2 separate regions of the Homo sapiens genome follow, and region 2 is linked to region 1. Evidence: read pairs that join two places in POLR2A ChIA-PET (ENCODE). Cell type or tissue: OCI-LY7. All regions are shown on one strand. Each heading gives the region's core, and the rest is flanking DNA. Links, peaks and the distances in the headings are about the cores only. Region 1 overlaps LINC02613 (long intergenic non-protein coding RNA 2613). Region 2 has its middle 14 kb from the start of ATL2.

Region 1 (5,376 bases), core at 179-5,178:
CAGAGGAAGGTCAGGCCCATCTTGTCCTGGCAACCTAGTATCACCTGGAGGCGATGATTCCATTCTATTTTGCAAGGAGGTCATGATGTGTAGGAGGTAAGTCCTGGGTCTTAAATCAACTGAGATTGCAAATCGGGTGTTGAGCATTACTCCTTGTTTCTAACCCTACACATAGGATTAACTCCACGTGGGTCAATGGAGCAAAGATTTCTTCAAAATCAGGAGCCTGAGTAGTTTATTACTAATAAGGTGACCTTGAAAAAGATGCTTGACCTCTGTCTTAGTTTCCTCACCGCCTGATAGGGACAATGTTGTTCAATCTACCTACGTCCTAGGGCTGCTGTAGAAAGAAATCAAATGGAATCACGTACATGAACATACTCAGTCATACAATGGACTAAGTAAATAACTGTCCTTAAAACCCAGAGAGTGAGGGGCATGAGACAGGAGAGCATGGAACTAACAGCACTGGCTCTGGAATCAGACTTGATTGAGTTCAGATCATGGCTCTGCCAATTCCTACAAGAGTGACCTTGGACAAATTACTTAGCCTTTCTGGGCCTCAGTTTTCTCATCTGTAAAATAGCAATAATATAGCACTTACTTTATAGGGTTTCTTAATTAAGTTAATGTATGTCAAGAGAAGTGCCTAGCACATAGTAAATGCTCCCAAATGTCCATTATTATAAAGAATGCCACATACCTCTGGCCAGAAGCACATTCTGTGGGCTCCCACAGCCCTCCTGTGCCCATAGAAGGGAAGCACTTGCTCTGGACCTTGGCATTCTTGAAGGGATGCGTGGTGGGTCTTCCTCCAGCAGAGATGGTTCCTGGCCTCCTATTCTGGCACAGTTGACTGTGAGACCACGTGCAACTTCCACCTTCCCAAGAGCTTCAGTTTCCTGCCCTAGAAAAGAAAGGCATTCGTAATGACCTGTCCCACAAATGGTCACTTGGATTGCCTCATTTGTGGTGTCCTGGACAAAACCCCTACTCCACGATTTCCTGGATGTACACCCTACTGCAGAGGGGCGCATGAGCCCACGCATGCCACCAAATCAGCAAGAGAAGTCGAGTAAACAACCCTGGGCCTAAAGAGCTCCCTCGGGAAGGCATGGAGAATTATTTTTGCTTTAAATATCTCTAAAGAAGGTTTAGAAAAGGGACTCTCCAGCTTTTCCTTTGCCTTTACGTTTTCTGGTTAGGAACATTGAAATTTCCTATCTTGAGTCCAGGATGAAGTGGACATTTTTAAAGGGGGTTTTATTTCCAGAACACAGTCTGTTCTTCTCAGCAAAGCCCTTAATTGGAAACAGTTGTCACTGACCCCATTGGCATGCCCCAGGGTGGGGAGGGCATGCACCCAGCCTGCAGTGATTTTGCTCTGCCATTTCCAAGGAGGCAGCCTGAAGAACTGAGCCCCATATGCTGGGGGCCTCGCTGGGCTGACCAGTCTGCTTGGTAAAGGGCCGGGGCAGAGGGTGGTTTCAGCTGTGCACACTTGGTTTCTGCAGTGGTTCTAATTCAGGCTGTCCAGAGACGATCATCTGGATGACCCCTAGAAAGTTCCCCTCTGGAGCAGGAGAACAGGAGAGGAAGAGGGTGGCCATTGCACTTAGAGTGACTCTTCTGTGTTGGGTTAGCTGCTGGCTGGATTTCTGCACTTGGCTGCAGCCTCTTGTAGCTGATACATTCATACCCAGCCAGAATGACAGCCTTGGCTGCAGGTTTGGATTTCCTAACACCCAGATGTGAGCTGTGAGTGGCACACAGCAGTGACCAGTTCCTAATATTTGCTCAGATGACACAAAAGTCTTTGTCCTTGAAGCAGATCCCAAGCTAAACCTTGGACTCTGTCACCCCGGCTTCCACAGATGCTTGCTTCATAAGTCCTAAGGTAAGAAATAGCACAGCTCCATCCTCCAGCCTTACCACGAACGGATGCCAATGTGCAATCTCAGGAAGCTTCTGTGTTAGGAAGATGCTGCCGGAGCACTTGCAGTGAGTGACCCGGATCATGCAGGCCCTGTCAGATGACTTATGTCACTTTCCTCAAGGAGAAAATTACACTCTTTATACTTGGCTGAGGGGAGGAGGCATTGAGGTTTTCTTTGTGGAGGTAAAAAAAAAAAAAAAAAAAAAAGTTTTGCAGATTTTGCCTTTTTTAACCTCAAAAATATTTTTAAATGTAAGATGTTTTCTGAGGTAGAGTCTACGTGAGGTGTGACACTGTAATTGTGAATCCCACCATCCAGCTAAGCTAAGGCCTATGGAGCATAATTCACTCTTTCCTTCAGCAAATATTTGAACAGTGTAAAACTAAAACAGCCCATTCATTAAGCAATGTGCAAGGTTCTCCCGCTGAAATATCCTGGAGTCATAAGATTTGATCGCTGGGCTGCAGCAGTCAGTCTGATTAAGACCTTCAGAGACCATGAAGACAGGACCCATTAAGGAACCTCACCCCAAATTAAAGACAACACCAAATTGCATTTTTTTTAAGCATAAAGGAAGGAAATCAAGGATCTGATTTTTCCTAAAATGAATGTTTCAGTAACAAATAATCTCCACCTCTCCCATCTTCCACCCCCACTTATTCCCATCCCTCCACCCTCTCTCCACCACAATGCTCATCCACCAGAGGAAAGTGGGGGTGGGGCAGGGGTTGCACTTGAGTGACAGATGTGAGGTTATGGCTAGAAAGTGAGAGCTTAACCCCAGGGGAGAGAGTGACTTCCTCTCACAGCAAAGTGGTCTAAAGTAGGCCAAGGCAGCTGGTTGGGCGAGGAATGAGAATTCTCAAGAGGAGATGAAATTGATGCTGTAATCTCAGAGTGGGGAAGACGTAGCGGACTTTAACTCAGGAAGTTTCCATGAAAGAATTGAGAGCCTATGAGAGAGAAATACTGGAGTGAAATCAAAAGAGTTGACATGAAGGCCATGCAGAAAATTATCTTGATTCTTCCAGGAAACTAAGGACAAAAGCAATAATTCAGTTTCCGCAGAGAAATGTGTGTTCTTGGGGAAGAGTGGAGGAAATCACTCAAGGAGAAATATTGGCTTTTAAAGTCACTAGACTTAAAGACAGGGTTGGGGTCATGGAAGGGAACAGAAAACTAGAAAGGCTTGGAAATAACTTGGTGATATTTTTGGTTGATACAAGCTGAACTTTCTTTTTCTTTTTTTTTTTTTTGAGATCGAGTTTCATTCTGTTGCCCGGGCTGGAGTGCAGTGGCGTGACTTTGGCTCACTGCAACCTCCATCTCCCGGGTTCAATCAGTTCTCCTGTCTCAGCCTCCTAAGTAGCTGGGACTACAGGCACACACCACCATGCCTGGCTAATTTTTTTTTTTTTTTTTTTTTTTTGTATTTTTAGTAGAGACAGGGTTTCACCATATTGGTCAGGCTGGTCTCGAACTCCTGGCCTCAGGTGATCCACCCGCCTCAGCCTCCCAAAGTGCTGGGATTACAGGCGTGAGCCACCCCCGCCCCAGCCTATACAAGCTGAACTTTCTAAACTCTAAATCCCATAGTCTTTGGTGGACTGCATCCTAGATTCACCTTTCCTTAGCTGTGTACCAAGAGTTTGGATGCAGTAGGCACTGTGGGGAAGGGGCACTGTAGGAGCCACAAAGCGGAAAGGGTGTGAATCCCAGGGTACCCTTTGGAAAAGCCGTTGGGAGAGGGTGACCTACCCTACCACACAAGGGACAATGTAAAGTATCTGCAGGCTTCTGCTTGTGACTGCCCTGAGGCCCGGTTTTCACATAGCAGCTTTTCTGTCTATTTGTTTTACGTATTTCTCTCTAAATAAGTTTCTTTAGCTGTTTAAAAAAAAAAAAAAAAAAAAAAAAAGACAGTTCTCAAAGCAAGGTTCCCTGGACCAACAACATCAGCATCACTGGGGATCTCAGAACCTGACCCAGTGGTCTGCCCGGCCCAGACCTACAGAAGCAGAATCTGTAGGGGTAGGGCCAGCAATCTGTATTTTAATAAGCCCTTCTTGCGATCTCGTTTGAGAACCACTTGTTTAGCAAAACGGCAGGCCCATTGAGCTATCAGAGTCTTAAATATTTCACCCTTGTGCTATTTATGGGTCTATTTTTGGCTTTTGTATTTAAACTGCCTTTGCAGAAATGCACAAGGTTTCTGTGCCATAGAACTCAATGTTTCCGGGGTTATTATGCATATTACTGAATCCACAATTTTAACCTTGGGGGTGAGGAGGAGGTACAGCAGGGCCAGCATGTAATTTGATCAACTCAGTCTTCCTTCTTTTTCTAGGTTGAGGGGAGTGCAAAACAGTACACAGAGATGTGGGGAGGGGGGCTCCGGCTGCATTTGACTTCCCCTGAGCTGTGTGTCTGAGGCAACTGAGAAGTACCCTTAAGACCTACACCAGCTGGCTCTTGCCTTTGGAAACAAGTGCTCAGAGGCCGGCATGTGATCCGCCAGCAGCAGCTAGGTTGCTCACATGCTTTCCATCTCCTTTTCCTTTCCAAATTCAATTATCTTGCATTTCTCAACCCTGAGTCTCCTCCCTAACCCCAGGAAAAATGGGATTTTAGAGCCCTGGAGACTCAGTTATGCAGTTATCCCTTAGCCTCCTCGCTCCTCCCAGCCAAACATTCCAACTAGCACTCTCCCTAACTGGATTCCAGACCTGCCAAGACATTCCAGGACAGAGGCGATTCCTTCCTGCTGGCTGCCTGGCTCAGGTTGTCGAGCCAGATATGTGAGGCCAAGCACAGGTATCTGTTAGAGAGGCCAAGAGATGCGTGATCCCTGCAACCTCTGGTGCAGAGGAGCAGGCAACCGGGGCTTGTGCAAAGCTTGGAGACAGCGAGGAGCAGGAGAAGACTGCGTGTTATGTAAGGGAAGCATGTGGGTTGCGTGCTGCTATTCACCTGTTGCTAATTAGTACACTGCCTGTCAGGACTCAGGCGAGGAAAACATCTTCCTCCGACGCACGCTCACCTCGCTGTCAGAGTGAAGACATAATGATCCAGTCTAGAAGGGTTCTGTCCAACAGAAAAATTTATTGAACCACGTGGTATGTTAGGTGCTGAAGATACGAGATGAATAAACCAGGGTCCCTGCTCACAAGGAATTTGTGATCAAGAAGAGAGACGAAAACAAGTAAACAGTTGTGTACAATCCATGTGATAGAGAAAGCAAAACTACCTTTGGTGTACAAAAATCCTACACTGCTTTGAAAGTTGAGTCAGGCCAACTCAGAGGTCCCTTCTAGAAGTGCGTTCTAGGCAGGGAGAACAGTAAGTGCAAAAGTTGGGGAGTGGGCCTGGGGTTCTCAAATCCTGAAATGGCAAAATTAAGCTAAGGTTGCTATGCCAGGTACAGAGTCAGGAAGGCTGC
Region 2 (5,376 bases), core at 82-5,081, 110 kb before region 1:
GACTCTGCATATTTTCAGAAAACAGGGGACAGGCGCAGTGACTCAGGTCGGTAATCCCAGCACTTTGGGAGGCCAAGGCGGGTGGATCACAAGGTCAGGAGTTCAAGACCAGCCTGACCAGCATAGTGAAACCCCGTCTCTACTAAAAAATACAAAAATTAGCCGGGCGTGGTGGCACACGCCTGTAATCCCAGCTACTCAGGAGGCTGAGGCAGGAGAATCGCTTGAACCTGGGAGGCGGAGGTTGCAGTGAGCCGAGATCGTGCCACTGCACTCCAGCCTGGGTGACAGAGCAAGACTCTGTCTCAAAAAAAAAAAAAAAAAAGAAAACAGGATGTCTGATGTCTGTGGTCAGAGGTTCCTTCTTAGGCAGCTTACCCCACCTCTGAAGAACCTCTAACTTCATTATAATCCAATTTCCATACTAAATGACACTCCCAGGGGCGCCATGACAGTTGACAATTACCATGACAACAAAAGGAGGAAACCAAAACAGGACAAAAGGGAGGCGGCTCCTTGATTCCAAGTAAATCTCTGTCCCTTCCCAAGAAAAAGCATAAATACACCTCTCCTTGATCTTAATGCTCAGCCCCTTCATCAAGAAAACCCTACATGCGGAACTTCCCAGTTCCCAGGAGCCGAGAAGTTGATTTGTGAGCTGTGCTCCCACTTCTCCCATTCTGTGGCCATGAAATACAGCCTGCACTGCTTGACACTCACTTTCAGTTTTGTGTGCACCGAGCAAGAAAGAGCCCCTCTTGGGGTAACCAGGAGACCTGGTAGTAGGGTTGTGCTGGCAGCAGCAACCCACCCCCTCCATCTCGTACCCATTTTCTGCTCCATTCGAGAAGCCTCTGCAGCATCTCCAGGGCACGCTCTCTCCCAGCACAACCATGTGTTGCATATTTTTAGAAATAACCACACTTGCTATGGGTAACCCAGAGACTGGAGCAACAGGGCTCCAGATTCCAATTCTGAATTTGTGATAAGAACCCTTGAAAATGTGTTTAACCTTTATGTACCTTCATTACCACAAAACTGAAGGGACTGCAACATACCAGTATCATTTATAGGCTTGTTGCATGGTTATTTCTTGAGCAAGTGTTGATGTTCATGTGATTCTCCAACACCCTCTCCATCAGCATCTGCTTCCCTCAGCACTCTCAAGACAGAGCCATATCCTTGCTGCTGCTGACAGTGCCCATAAAGAAAGCCAGGTCTGTGCAAAGCCTGCAGACCGCTGATGCTCCTAGAGTCTCTGGTCCACTGGGTACCACAGCTGAGGAGAATTCTGTGCACAGCCATGCTTTGTTCCTAAGCAATTCTGCTTGTGCCTAAAGATTCCCAAAGTCTCTCATAAATAGTTTTGCAGTTTCTTGCTCTCACCTCTTGCTGGGAATGCCTCAAAGTCTCATGAAGCCAACTCCTCTGTTTCTGGCCTCACTGTTCTAACCATGGGTCTCTGACACCTTCCAAGAGGGCAGGCAAGGAACAGAGACTGTGCCTCTCCCCCACCATTCACCTCTGAGGCCTTGCTTGCAATGAATCCTACCTGTCTTCCCCACAGGGGCCTGGATGTTTGACCAACCCAGCACAAAACAAGGAGACAACAACAGGTGCAAATTGACACTGGGAAGAGGGAGGCAGGAGCTGAAAGGGACTTGAAAAAGAAATATTGTCCTCACTAGCTATATTTTGGCCCCAGCTTGGTAGGTCAAAGTTGCCCCATAGCAGATGTTTATAATAATCATAGTTAGTAATTTCAGCATAGATTAAGTATTTTCCTCCTGTTCTTATTTTAAGTAGGGAGAACCAAGAATATGCAGGTCCATATGGGAAAACAGCATTTTTAGATTCTAGTTCACGGGCATATTTAAATCTGAAGGTCAAGACCTATACCACCCTTGTATCCCAAATTAGGGCTCTCTCCTTACATACGTTCATGTTTTCCTTTATTTCATCCTTAATTGATGGTGACTGAGAGGATTTTATCACATACAGGTCAATGACAAAAAGCTAGAAGGAATTCACCATGTCTGTAGGTTGGGTACTTGTTCTCTACAAGATTGGCAGGTTATTTCTCTCATAAAAGTTGCAATTGTGTAAAAGAACACAGACTCTTTCAGTCTAATTCTTTGACAAGGAGAACTACTGTTGAGTGGTTTTAATATCATAATGCTTATATGAAAACTGGAGAGCTGGTAGCCATTCTGCAGGGAGCCGAAAGCAGTGGAGATTAAGCACTATATTCAGAAGACTGCTACGTGGCTATTTCCCCCAAGTAAATCAGGAGAGTTCCAGGAGACCACTGCAGTTCCAGGTACACACCCAGACGCTCTCAGAAGGGTGGAAGCAAAATAACAGGCCTCTGATGAAAAGTCAGGAAGATGAATATTATGGGATGAAGGAGCTCCTTGTGAGCAGTTGAGAATGGGAAAGAGGGACTAAGAGGAAGTCAGGTTTATGAAGGTGTAACTGAAGCAAAGGAGTATCCATTGTGTGTCCAGTGGGAGGAAAGAGAAATTAGGCACCAAAAATTCTGGAATGAAAAAAAAAGAAATAATGGAATGTACTCAAGTCCAATATGATTCTGGAGAATCCGAACCCAATCACTAGACAATGGAGGTCCCAAGCCCCACAAGCAAGGAATGAAGAATAACATCTTACTTTCTGGTCTATCCTTTCCAGCATTCACTAAAGCAATTCCCCAAAGCAGTAATTTGGCCAGCTATTCATTCCCCGTTGCGGGGCTGGGAGAAGGACGCAGACAATGAAGGTGGGAGGGAAATAGAAAGGACAACAGCAGCAAATACTTTAATAGAGGAGAGATTTATGAGGTGCTGCTGGGGAAACAGAAAGAAATGTAGGAGCTACAGGGGGTGGGGATCTGGTAGACCCAGCCTGGGGGAGCAGTGTCTGCACTGGGCTTGCAAATAGTGATCACAGCCAAAAGGTACTTTGTAGGATTGAGATCCTTTGATAATCTGGACCCTTTACAGTTCAATAAGCATGGTGATTTAAGTCTAAGACTGCAAAGTCAGTCTCAGTGGCTCATCCTGAAACCCCAGGAACTTGGGAGGCTGAGGCAGGAGGATCACGAGGTAGGAGAATTGCTTGAGGCCAGGAGTTGAAGACCAGCAGGGCAACGTAGAGAGACTCTGTCTACACAAAAAATATAAAAATTAGCCCAGCATGATGGTGTGCACCTATAGTCTCAGATACTAGAGAGGCTGAGGCAAGAGGATCACTGGAGTCCACCAGTTCGAGGCTACAGTGAGCTATGACCACACCACTGCATTCCAGCCCAAGTAACAGAGACCCTGTCTCAAAAAAGAAAAAAAAAGAAAAAAAAACCTCCAAGATGGCACTTGATTCCCCACATAGTACACCTAGGGATATGGTATGGAGCACAAGCTCCCAATCCACCACAAATACCCAAAATAGCTCTCCTCTCCCACCAGTGAGACCTCTGATCACACCCACGCCTTGAGCAGGTTCCTCCACACACAGACAGTTGTAACCTGTGGAGGCGTTTTCTTTGAGCATAAAGGCCAACGTTAGCATTCGTATCCTGCCTCTAGTAAGTTCTTTGTGGACACAATCTAGTCTTGAGGGGAAAGCTGGTTTTTTCAATATATTTTTTATTTTTTATTTTTTTTGAGATGGAGTCTCACTCTGTCACCCAGGCTGGAGTGCAGTGGCGCGATCTCGGCTCACTGCAACCTCCGACTCCCCAGTTCCAGCGATTCTCCTGCCTCAGCCTCCCAAGTAGCTGGGACTACAGGCGCCCGCCACTACACCCGGCTAATTTTTTGTAATTTTAGTAGAGACGAGGTTTCACCATGTTAGCCAGGATGGTCTCGATCTCCTGACCTTGTGATCCACCCGCCTCGGCCTCCCAAAGTGCTGGGATTACAGGCGTGAGCCACTGTGCCTGGCCGGTTTTTTCAATATTCTAAGTGGAAAATCACTGATAATACATTTTTCAGTTAGGATGCTTTAGCAGAAAGTAACAGAAAACCCAACCAGAAATGGCATCAATAAAAAGGAGAAGGCAGGCTGGGCGCTGTGGCTCACGCTATAATCCCAGCACTTTGGGAGGCCGGGGGGGCGGGGGGGGGGTGGATCACTAGGTCAGGAGTTCGAGACCAGCCTGGCCAATATGGTGAAACCCCATCTCTACTAAAAATACAAAAATTAGCCGGGCGTGGTGGCGCCTGCCTGTAGTCCCAGCTACTCAGGAGGCTGAGGCAGAAGAATCACTTGAACCTGGGAGGTGGAGGTTGCAGTGAGCCCAGATCACGCCACTGCACTCCCACTTGGGCAACAGAGCGAGACTCCGTCTCAAAAAAAGAAAAAAAAAAAAAGGAGAAGGTAATATCTCATATCACAGTAAGTTCAAAGGTAGGATGGTTTCAGGGTTGGGTTAACTCACTGTTCAATTACAGCATTAAGGCACCTGTTTTGTTTTGTTTTCCAATTTTCTGCTTTTTTCTTCCTCTATAAGTTGACTTTTGTTCGCATATTTATCCTGCATAGCTCAAACTGGTTGCCAAAGCTGTAAGTGCCCCGTAAAGATACAACAGGGGAACAAAAAAGAGTCTACTTTCTGCCTTGAATCTCTTCTTATTAGAAGGAAAATTTCCCAGAAGCCCCCTTAGACTTTTCCTCAGTCTCTTGTGTACTCACAAGTGAAATACATGTCCACTCCTAAACGAATTTCTGGCAAGGAAAATGGACTCACCATGATTAGTTTGATGTAATCAAGGTCCACACTGCTCTGGGCTGGAACCAGTTTTCCCTGAAACATATTAAGTGGCCTGATACCTGAACAAAATTGGGATATTGTTAGCAGGAAGAAGGGTAGAATGGCTGATGGAAGGGCAGCCCGTAATGTCTGGCATTGATGAGAACACTGGGCATGACTTCTAAGCACACTCTGACCTACCATCTCCTCTTTTTCTCCTATAATCCACTTGTCACGAGGTAAATGCCCCTTTCACTTGGGTATAACTAAAGTAATGAAGGCCTTTATACAACAGGAACCCCCGAGAACCCGTCAAGAATTCTACAGTTCCCAGAGAAATTAATGTGAGCTACATGTGGTTTATATTGAAACAAGCCACCAATTGAGAAGCTTAAGTTACACCATGGATGGTGAGAAAGGACCTTCCAGTTATCACTAAGCATCAGGCATGTGCTGTCCTTGTTCTTCCCTTGACCTGGGTTGTGTACAGAGTTCCTGGGTTTCAGCGATGCCTTGCTGCATGGTTGAAAATCCTGTTTATCTTATTGTCACATGCATCCTTATAATATAGCCCCCCATAAATTGAAGTGACTTGAATAAATGTTGGGTTTTTCCCCTCAGAAAATCAA

The links. Peaks named below come from ENCODE experiments on the same cell type or tissue, not always from the same donor. Only the 100,000 strongest peaks of a DNase experiment are listed, where the experiment ranks them.
Region 2: POLR2A ChIA-PET joins it to region 1 with 9 read pairs; 7 of 35 experiments call an interaction of 5 or more read pairs at or near these places.

The regions. Positions count from the first base shown.
Region 1 is chr2:38,495,572-38,500,947 of GRCh38, forward strand. It overlaps LINC02613 (long intergenic non-protein coding RNA 2613), which reads right to left. Exons shown (of 5, transcript NR_110259.1): 2 at 704-907. Among named protein-coding and RNA genes, the nearest start is that of LINC02613, 17 kb to the right of the region's middle. In OCI-LY7, for the core only: no CTCF peak of the experiment used is centred there; a DNase peak (open chromatin) is centred at 2,750; H3K4me3 peaks cover 444 bases.
Region 2 is chr2:38,388,331-38,393,706 of GRCh38, forward strand. No RefSeq gene overlaps it. Among named protein-coding and RNA genes, the nearest start is that of ATL2, 14 kb to the left of the region's middle. In OCI-LY7, for the core only: no CTCF peak of the experiment used is centred there; a DNase peak (open chromatin) is centred at 401; H3K4me3 peaks cover 479 bases.